Regions from separate parts of the Homo sapiens genome. Here region 1 is linked to region 2. A link is an interaction called in ENCODE POLR2A ChIA-PET data of the cell type or tissue named here. Cell type or tissue: K562. All regions are shown on one strand. Each heading gives the region's core, and the rest is flanking DNA. Links, peaks and the distances in the headings are about the cores only.

Evidence for each region. Peaks named below come from ENCODE experiments on the same cell type or tissue, not always from the same donor. Only the 100,000 strongest peaks of a DNase experiment are listed, where the experiment ranks them.
Region 1: POLR2A ChIA-PET joins it to region 2 with 8 read pairs; 2 of 35 experiments call an interaction of 5 or more read pairs at or near these places.

The regions. Positions count from the first base shown.
Region 1 is chr22:21,035,341-21,040,714 of GRCh38, reverse strand. No RefSeq gene overlaps it. Among named protein-coding and RNA genes, the nearest start is that of MIR649, 3.8 kb to the right of the region's middle. In K562, for the core only: no CTCF peak of the experiment used is centred there; a DNase peak (open chromatin) is centred at 2,734.
Region 2 is chr22:21,644,237-21,649,610 of GRCh38, reverse strand. SDF2L1 (stromal cell derived factor 2 like 1) reads right to left here. Exons shown (of 3, transcript NM_022044.3): 3 at 5,312-5,374. Among named protein-coding and RNA genes, the nearest start is that of SDF2L1, 4.6 kb to the right of the region's middle. In K562, for the core only: CTCF peaks have their summits at 418, 705 and 2,709 (motif pointing right); a DNase peak (open chromatin) is centred at 2,720.

The DNA.
Region 1 (5,374 bases), core at 63-5,062, 610 kb after region 2:
AGCTCCGCCTCCCGGATTCACGCCATTCTGCTGTCTCAGCCTTCCCAGCAGATGGGACTACAGGCGCACGCCGCCACACCTGGCTAATTTTTTTGTATTTTTAGTAGAGACGGGGTTTCACCGTGTTAGCCAGGATGGTCTCGATCTCCTGACCTCGTGATCCGCCTGCCTCAGCCTCCCAAAGTGCTGGGATTACAGGCTTGAGCCACTGTGCCTGGCCCTTAAGTTTTAAAGATATGATAAGACTGGCGACAGAGCAAGAAAACTGAGAAAGAATGTAGATTTTCTCCAAGGAGTTTCAGAGCATATTTTTTGTTATCAGAGATCTAGGGTAATTTTTATGGTTTCTTTTTCCTAAGAGTACGATAGTCCAGTAGACTTTTTTGTGGTTTCGGCCTAAACATGGGAATGCCTGGAGCTGATGAGATTTGATTACAGAGCCCCAGGAAGTAGGAGGAATTGTAAGGTACAGTGAAGCAAGCCTGGCTGCTCATTCCCAGAGCCTGTGTTAGGTCTATTTTCTGGCTATCAGTATATACATGTCACCTGTATATCTTGGGCCTGGAAAACAGGCTGGGGTGCTTTCTGTGAATTTTATAGGAAAAGAGAAGTTAAAGTAGGCAGCTGGGCATTGAAAGGATATTTGGAGAAGTTTTAGGTCTAAAAGAAATTTGCTAAGGAGAATAGGGCCAAGTTTTGAGGAGGGTAAGTGTAAGTCAGGGGCCCAGATATCCGAAAGACCTTCTGGGGGATCAGGGACAGGGACTTGGGGGTTGAGCAGAGCACAGGTGGGTGGAGGAGGATAATTTACAGAGGGTGCAGATTTCAACTTTTTTTCTACATCTGATTTCTGTTCTTTAATATTGAGGAAGATTAAAGGAAGTCCCTAAAGCTAACCATATTTATTTTATTTTATTTTTTTTTTTGAGATAGAGTCTGGCTCTGTCACCCAGGCTGGAGTGCAATGGCATGATCTCGGCTCACTGCAAACTCAGCCTCCTGGGTTCAAGTGATTCTCCTGCCTCAGCCTCCTGAGTAGTTGGGACTACAAGCGCACGCCACCACGCCCGGCTAATTTTTGTATGTTTAGTAGAGATGGGGTTTCAACATTTTGGCCAGGATGGCTTCGATCTCTTGATCTCATGATCCACCCACCTTGGCCTCCCAAAGTGCTGGAATTACAGGCATGAGCCACCGTGCCTGGCCTATATTTCTTTGTGTCTTCTTTTTAATTTGATATTTCTCTAGTTACCAATAGGACGGTTGTTTGGGATGAAAGCACCCTTTTTTGTGGGGGGGGACGGTTTACAGATGGGGTCTCACTGTGTTGCCCAGGCTGGAGTGCAGTAGTGGCAAGATCATAGCTCACTGCAGCTCAACCTCCTGGGCTCAAGCGATCCTCCCACCTCAGTCTCCCACAAGGTTGAGATTACAGGTGTGAGCCACCACACCTGGCCAATAGCACGCTTTAATAAAAATACTTTTAGGCTGGGCACAGTGGCTCATGCCTGTAATCCCAGCACTTTGGGAAGCTGAGGCAGGCAGATCATGAGGTCAGGAGTTCGATACCAGCCTGGCCAACATGGTGAAACCCCGTCTCTACTAAAAATACAAAAAATTAGCCAGGCATGGTGGCAGATGCCTGTAATACCAGCTACTCGGGAGGCTGAGGCAGGAGAATCACTTGAATCCACGAAACAGAGGTTGCAGTGAGCCAAGACTGCACCACTGCACTCCAGCTTGGGCAACAGAGCGGAACTCTGTCTTAAAAAAAAAAAAAAAAAAAGCTTTTAGATTCAAAAGTCCAAATCTTCAATGTTATACCTACTTTAATTGTGACTCAAAACCAATAAGCCTTTTTATGGCTTAAAATCAGTATGCCTTTTCTGGCTTAACTGGAGGCACAGAAGAGCATCCCAAACAGGCTGGAAAAGATACAATCCCCCTCAAGATCCAAAGTCTTTTTCAAGATAGCCTAAGCAGGCAAATATCCTAATTGTTATCAAGGCAATGAAAGCTGAGACAAGTAGGACAAACTCCTCTGAGAGCTGGAACCGTTGGACAGAGACACTGTGTTTCTGATTCCTGGGCAGCTGGCTAGCAGCCTAACAAGGACTTGTCCTCCCAACCCCTGCAGCTGGCAGAAACCAAAGAGAATATTTCAATTGGTCACAGAGCCATGTTCTCAAGACATAAAACAAGATATGATAAACCACACAACAGAGACATGGAAAACAAGCCTTATTTCTGGGAGGCTGTGGGTCAATAGCCACTATGTATGCAGAGCCAAATACCAAATTCGGAAGTGTGAAATCAAATAATTCTTTTTTTTTTTTTTTTGAGACAAGGTCTCCCTCTGTCACCCAGGCTGGAGTGCAGTGCTGCAATCATGGCTCACTACAGCCTCAAACTCCCAGGATCATGCAATCCTCCCACCTCAGCCTCCTGAGTAGCTGGGACTACAGGTGCCCGCCACCATGCCGGGCTAATTTTTGTATACTTAGTAGAGACGGGGTTTCGCTGTGTTGGCCAGGCTGGTCTCAAACTCCTTTCTTAAGTTATCCAGCCACCTCAGCTTCCCAAAGTGCTGGGATTACAGGCGTGAGCCACCACCAAGCTGTTGGAACTTTACATTATTATGAGCCTCAGGAGGAATGTGGCCATGTGGCCTGAGGCATGGAGCATGCAGTTGCAACTTCTGCTTTTCCCTGTAAATGGTTAGAAATGTCTGAGCAGCATCAGAGATAAGATGACCTCAGAGCTTGACTTCTTCTCACAGAATGTTGAAACAATTTTCCTTGGAATGTAGCAAGCTGTACTAATGGAATCTAACATACTGGATTTGTACAGAAGATGTTGCAATCCTGCTGACACTGTTTCTGCCTCTATGAGTGAAACCTTAGCTTCCCCACTTTGGAGCAATGACCCCAACCCTTTGGAAGCTGTTTCCTGGGTGTCCATCCTCAAGCTTTGCACTAGAATAAAAATCATATTTCCTTTGGTTTTTTTTGTTTTTGTTTTTTGGAGACTAGGTCTGTGTCACCCAGACTGGAATGCAGTGATGTAATTATAGCTCACTGCAGCCTCCAACTCCTGGGTTCAAGTGATCCTTCCACCTTGGCCTCCCAAAGTGCTGGGATTACAAGCATAAGCCAACGTGCCTAGCTGATATTTTCTGAATCTCATTATTTAAGGTTGACATAAGAGTCATAACTCAAAGAATCAATTCTTACCATGCTTTTCTCCTGCCAGTTTGAATTTAGAAAGGGACAAGGAAAAATTTTACTCTCCTCTTTCAACCAGGCATTACAGACAGAGATCCAGAAGAGTTCACTTTGGGCTGGGCGCAGTGGCTCATGCCTGTAATCCCAGCACTTTGGGAGGCCGAGGCAGGCGGATCACGAGGTCAGGAGATTGAGACCATCCTGGCTAACACGGTGAAACCCCGTCTCTACCAAAAATACAAAAAAAAATTAGCCGGGCGTGGTGGCGGGTGCCTGTAGTCCCAGCTACGTGTGAGGCTGAGGCAGGAGAATGGCGTGAACCCAGGAGGCAGAGCTTGCAGTGAGCCGAGATCGTGCCACTGCACTCCAGCCTGGGCTACAGAGCGAGACTCCGTCTCAAAAAAAAAAAAAGAGTTCACTTTGGTAAGAATTCCTACCTGTGCCCGCTTTTATTTGTTCTCCCAGGATCCCATCTTTAGGCTTGAGAGGATCCCATCCTTGTCACCAGAAACTGTAGGGGTGGCAAAACTCCACTTCCATCCCTAGAGTCTCAGCTGGGCCCAAGAATTAAATTGACATAGGACAGGTTAACAGAAGAAAAGCACATAAATTTATTTATATGCTATTCTACATCTGATTTCTGTTCTTTAATCTTGCGAACAGAGTCCCTAAGGCTAGCCATTATATTTATTTATAAATAAGGGGTGCTGGAGTGCAGTGGTGAGATCACAGCTCATTGCAGCCTCAAACTCCTGGGCTCAAGCTATCCTCCCACCTCAGCCTCCTGAGTAGCTGGAACTGCAGGTACATGCCACCCACCACACCAATCTAATTAAAAAAAAAAAGTGTTGAACCGGGATCTCACTATATTGCCCAGACTGGTCTTGAACTCCTGGACTCAAGCAAGCCCCCCTCGGCCTCCCAAAGCACTGGGATCACAGGAGTGAGCCACCACACAGTCCCACAAATTTATTGAGTACAAGTTTTACATGGGTTGGGAACCCTCATAAGGACATTTGAAGACCCAAAGAAGAAGTTAGAGTCTGTTACTTATACACTGAATTGGACAAATAATAATAAGTTATGAAGAGGCAACTAAATTATATGGGGAGGCTTAAAAGATAACAGTGTTTTAACAAGGTCTGTATAGAATTCTCTCATTTCAACTTCTCATCCTTGAAGATAAGAATGTTGCATCTTTCACATGGCAACTTCATCTCCTGCATTTTAGAAATAGCACAGGCCTGGTTGGGTGGCTCACGCTTGTAATCCCAGCACATTGGGGAGGTTGAAGCAGGTGTATCACTTGAGGAAATGAGTTTGAGACTAACCTGGCCAACATGGGAAAACCCCATTTCTACTAAAAATACAAAATTTAGCCTGGTGTGACAGTGCACGCCTGCAGTCCCCAGCCATTCGGGAGGCTGAGACATGAGAATCGTTTGAATCCTGAAGGCAGAGGCTACAGTGAGCCAAGATCACTCCACTTCACTCCAGCCTGGGCGACAGAGTGAGACTCTGTCTCAAAAATAAAAAATAAAATTAAAACGAGCTATTCAGCCATGAAAAGTCATAGAGGAATCTCAAATGCATATTATTAAGGGAAAGAAGCCTGAAAAGGCAATATACTCTATAATCCCAACTATATAAGATTCTGCAAAAGTAAGACTAGACTATGGAGACAGGAAAAAGATCGGTGGTTGCCAGGTGTTAGCAGGGAGGGACAGGCAGAGCACAGAGGGTTTTTAGGGCAATGAAACTACTGTGTGTGATACAATAATGGTGTGTCTATGTGTCATTACACATTTGTCCAAACCCATAGAATGTACAACCGGAAGAATGAACCCTAATGTAAACTATAGACCTTGGGTGATAATGATGTGTCAATGTAGGTTAATCGATTGTAACAAATATGCCCCTTTGGTGCTGGATGTCAGTAGTGGGAGAGGGGGCTACACGTGTGTGGGAGCAGAAGTATATGGGAACTGTACTTTCTGCTCAATATTGCTGTGAACATAAAACTGCTCTGAAAACTCAACTTTTTTTTTTTTTAGATACAGGGTCTTGCTATGTTGCCCAGGCTGGAGTGAAGAGGCTATTCACAGGTATGATCAAGCTCACTGCAGCCTTGAGCCTCCTAGGCTCAAGCC
Region 2 (5,374 bases), core at 276-5,275:
TCTGGCTTCAGGAGTCCCTTACCCAGTGTACAAGGCCAGTGCAAAGTGCTACAGAGTGGCTCCCCCCACCCACTCAGCAGACCCAGCCTGTGAGGGAAACTACTTTGGGAGGTAAGTACCTCACTTCCTTGCCCCTTGAGTGGAATAGCTTTTATTTATTTATTTATTTATTTATTTATTTATTTATTTATTGAGACACTCTCACTCTGTCGCCCAGGCTGGAGTGCCTCAGCCACCCAAGTAGCTGGGATTATGGGCATGCATCACCATGCCCAGTTAATTTTTGTATTTTTTTTTAGTAGAGCTGGGGTTTCGCCTTCTTGGCCAGACCGGTCTTGAACTCCTAGCTTCAAGTGATCCGCCCGCCTTGGTCTCCCAATGTACTGGGATTACACATGAGAGCCACTGCACCCAGCTGGGTGGGATAACTTTGATGCACGTTCTGCACTGGGTCCCAGAGATCCCCAGTGGGATTGAGCTCCAGTTGCCCAAAGGGGTAACTTGCTCAATAATGCACCTTTCACTAGCTTCTTTCCCTTCCCCTCTCACAGCCCCATTCCTCTGTGCCAGCATTTTCTGGAATCACCTCCCAACAATATACTTCCATTCAAATCCTCTCAGGTCAGATGAGTAATGGGAGAGATGGATAGACTTGTAGATGATCCTCAAGAAGTTTAACGATGAAGCCAGGTGCAGTGGCTCATGGCTGTAATTCCAGCACTTTCAGAAGCCAAGGCGAGGGCCAGGCACAGTGGCTCATGCCTGCAATCCCAGCACTTTGGGAGGCCGAGGCAGGCACATCACCTGAGGTCAGGAGTTCGAGACCAGCCTGGCCAACATGGCAAAAGCCCGTCTCTACAATACAAAAATTAGCCAGGTGTGGTGGCACTTGCCTGTAATCCCAGCTATTCGGGAGGCTAGGAAGGAGAATTACTTGAACCTGGGAGGCGGAGGTTGCATAGAGCCACGGCACTGCCTGGGCGACAGAGTGAGACTCCACCTCAAAAAAAAAAAAAAAAAAAGGAAAGAAAAAAAGGAAACCAAAGTGGGAGGATCACTCAAGCCCAGGAGTTTGAGACCAGCCTGGGCAACATAGCAAAACCCTATCTCTACATAAAATTTAACAATTAGCCAGGTGTGGTATGGCATGCCTGTGGTCCCAGCTACTCAGGAGGCTGAGGTGGGACAACCTCTTAAGCCCAGGAGATAGAGGCTGCAGTGAGCTGTGATTGCGCCACTATACTCCAGCCTGGGTGACAGACCAAGATCCTATCTCCCCAAAAAAATAAAAAAGAAAAAGCCAGGTGCTGTGGCTTACACCTACAATCCCAACACTTTGGGAGGCTGAGATGGGAGAATTGCTTAAGCCCAGGAGTCCAAATTCACAATTGGCTAGAGCTTTTCTCCCACCCCCTCACCCCACCCCAAGGCTTTTTTTTTTTTTGAGATGGGATCTTGCTATGTTGCCCAGGCTGGAGTGCAGTGGCACGATCTTGGCTCACTGCAAGCTCCACCTCCCGGGTTCACGCCATTCTCCTGCCTCAGCCTCCCGAGTAGCTGGGACTACAGGCACCGCCACCACATCCAGCTAATTTTTTTGTGTTTTTAGCAGAGACGGGGTTTCACCATGTTAGCCAGGATGGTCTCAATCTCCTGACCTCGTGATTCACCCACCTCAGCCTCCCAAAGTGCTGCGATTACAGGTGTAAGCCACCATGCCCGGCCTTTTTTTTTTTTTTGAGATGGAGTCTCACTCTGTCACCCAGGCTGGAGTGCAGTGGTGCAATCTCGGCTCACTGCAACCTCCGCCTCCCGGGTTCATGCCATTCTCCTGCCTCAGCCTCCCAAGTAGCTGGGACTACAGACGCCCGCCAGCACGCCTGGCTAATTTTTGTATTTTTAGTAGAGATGGGGTTTCACCGTGTTAGCCAGGATGGTCTCGATCTCCTGACCTTGTGATCCGCCGGCCTTGGCCTCCCAAAGTGCTGGGATTACAGGCGTGAGCCACCATGCCTGGCCCCCCCCCCCCTTTTTTTTCTTTTTTAAAGAGACAGAGTCTGTTGCCCAGCTGGAATGCAGTAGCACCATCATAGCTCACTGCAGTCTCCAACTCTTGGGCTCAAGCAATCCTTCCACTTCAGCTTCCCAAAGCACTGAGATTACAGGCGTGTGCCACCATGTCCAGCTGCTCCATCCTTTAATAAGGTCAACTGAGGCCAGGCGTGGTGGTGCAAGCCTGTAATCCCAGCACTTTGGCAGGCTGAGGTGAGCAGATCACTTGAGTCCAGGAGTTCGAGACAAGTGTGAGCAACATGGCAAAACCCTGTCTCTAGAAAAAATACAACAATTAGCTGGGTGTGGTGGTGCATGCCTGTAGTCCCAGCTACTCCAGAGGCTGAGGTGGGAAGATCATTTAAACCTGCGAGGTGGAGGTTGCAGTGAACCGAGATTGCACCACTTCACTCCAGCCTGGGCAACAGAGGCATTGACAACAACAAAAAACCACGAAAGGTCAATTGATTTCTCCAGTGCAAGGTGCTCTGTCCACACTATTCCGAGCCTCTTTCAGCCAGCTGCCACCCCTAGCCTCTCCTTGGGCTCTTTTGTTCTGCTTCAGGGAAGCAAACCGTTATACTCAGTAGCTCCCATGGCCGACCCACAGCAGCCCAGCTAAGTTATCAAGTCCAGGAAGCCTGTAATCTCTGCCATAACCGCTAGAGGCCACCAACACACCAGCAAAGCTAACAGTTCTCTTCCTTTATTAGGGCTCTCCTATTTCGTCTGCTCCTGCCTTAAAGGTACGATACTCTGGCCTGCCCAAATTGTGCCTACTCTTCCAGGCAGCCTTCTCAGATCTCTGCAGGTAGCAGTTTTATGTGGCTGCCTTCCCTTGCAATATCTTCTGTAGTTCTGTTATTTCATTGAGACTTTCAAAGGTCGTGGTGGGGGCCTGAGATGCCATGTGCCTATGGTGGGGTGCCATTTGCACCCGGTGAGTGAAACTGCAATGCTACTTTCCAGCAGATGGGCAGAATCCTCACCTGTCCCTTGGTCATATACAGGTGTCAAGACTGCCACAACTGACAGGAGAGTGAGCTCCTCACATCTAGGGATGAGGGAGCTGGAGAGCTTGTGCCCCATCCCAGCTGACAGGGAGTGGGGCTCCCACCCATCCTGCTCTGAGGTCTGGCCTTGGCCCTTAACAGGAAGGTTCATAAAGCTAAGGGGCTGGGGACCTGGGGTCACTTGCCATCAGACCGCCTCAGGGTGGACAGGGGGATGCCCAGGGCAGCACTGGAGTACATGGAAGACCACTGAAAAGGTTAAGATTGCACAGTGGCGGCTGGGCGCGGTGGCTCATGCCTGTAATCCTAGCACTTCGGGAGGCCAAGGCGGGCAGATCACGAGGTTGGCAGATCATGAGGTCAGGAGATCCAGACCATCCTGGCTAACACGGTGAAACCCCGTCTCTACTAAAAATACAAAAAAATTAGCCAGGCGTGGTGGCAGGTGCTTGTAGTCCCAGCTACTTGGGAGGCTGAGGCAGGAGAATGGTGTGAACCTGGGAGGCAGAGCTTGCAGTGAGCCGAGATCGCGCCACTGCACTCCAGCCTGGGTGACAGAGCGAGACTCCGTCTCAAAAAAAAAAAAAAAAAAAAAAAAAGATTGCACAGTGGCATCCACCTGTAATCCCAGCCACTTGAGAGACTGAGGCAGGAGGAGGCTTGAGCCATGCAGTTCGAGTCCAGCCAGGACAAAACAGTAAGACCCTGTCTCAAAATAAAAGTAATACAACTGTAATCCCAGCACTTTATGGGGGCAGAGGTGGAAGGATCATTTGAGCTCAGGAATTTGAGACCCACCAGGGCAGCACAGTGAGACCTTGTCTCTACTAAAACAATTTTAAAAATTAGCCAGAGAGGGCAGACACGGTGGCTCATGCCTATAATCCCAGCACTTTGGGAGGGCGAGGTGGGCAGATCACCTGAGGCTGGGAGTTCGAGACCAGCCTGGCCAACATCATGAAACCCCATCTCTACTAAAAATGCAAACATTAGCTGGGCGTGGTGGCACGTGCCTGTAATCCCAGCTACTCAGGAGGCTGAGGCAGGAGAATGGCTTGAACCTGGGAGGCGGAATCTGCAGTGAGCGGAGATTGTGTCACTGCACTCCAGCCTGGCAACAGAGCAAGACGCCATCTCAAAAAAAAAAAAATTAGCCAGGCATGGTGGCACATGCCTGTAGTCCCAGCTACTTGGGAGGCTGAGGTGGGAAAATCACTTGAGCCCAGAATGCGGTGAGCTATGATCACTGCCAGTACACCAGCCTGGATGACAGAGCAAGATCCTGTCTCATCAGAAATAATAATTAGATGGGCATGGTGGTGTGTGCCTGTAGTCCCAGCTAGTCAGGAGGCTGAAGTGGAAAGATCACTTGAGCCCAGGAGTTCAAGTTTACAGTGAGCTATGATCATGCCACTGCACTCCAGACTGGGCAACGGAGTGAGACCATCTCTAAAAAAGCAAAACCGGCCTGGCGCGGTGGCTCACGCCTGTAATCCCAGCACTTTGGGAGGCCGAGGCGGGCAGATCACGAGGTCAGGAGATTGAAACCATCCTGGCTAACACAGTGAAACCCCGTCTCTACTAAAAATACAAAACAAATTAGCCGGGCACAGTGGCGGGTGCCTGTAGTCCCAGCTACTTGGGAGGCTGAGGCAGGAGAATGGCGTGAACCCAGGAGGCGGAGCTTGCAGTGAGCCGAGATAGTGCCATTGCACTCCAGCCTGGGTGACAGAGCAAGACTCCGCCTCAAAAAAAAAAAAAAAAAAAAAAAGCAAAACCCAGGCCGGGCATGGTGGCTCACACCTTTAATCCCAGCACTTTGGGAGGCTGAGGTAGGCAGATCACCTGAGGTCAGGGGTTCGAGACCAGCCTGGCCAACATGGTGAAACCCCATCTCTACTTAAAATATATATATAAAAATTAACCGGGTGTGGTAGCAGGTGCCTATAATCCCAGCTCCTCGGGAGGCTGAGGCAGGAGAATCACTTGAACCCGGGAGACGGAGATGGCAGTGAGCTGAGATTACGCCATTGCACTCCAGCCTGGGGGACAAGAGCGAGAGTTCGTCTCAAAAAAAAAAAAAAAAGCAAACCTCCCCCCCGCCCCCCGAAAAAAAAATAATAAAGGGTTTGGACAGATTCAGCAGTCAGGCTGGGCTGGAGACAGGTTTTGCACTGAGGAAGAAATGATCAACTGGGCCTGGGCTGGCACCTCCTGGTCATCCTCAGGCTCACAGTGAAACGCAATCATAGACCAACATTCTTTAATCACAAAGGCACTTGAGGACCCCTACAAACCCAAAGTCTCTG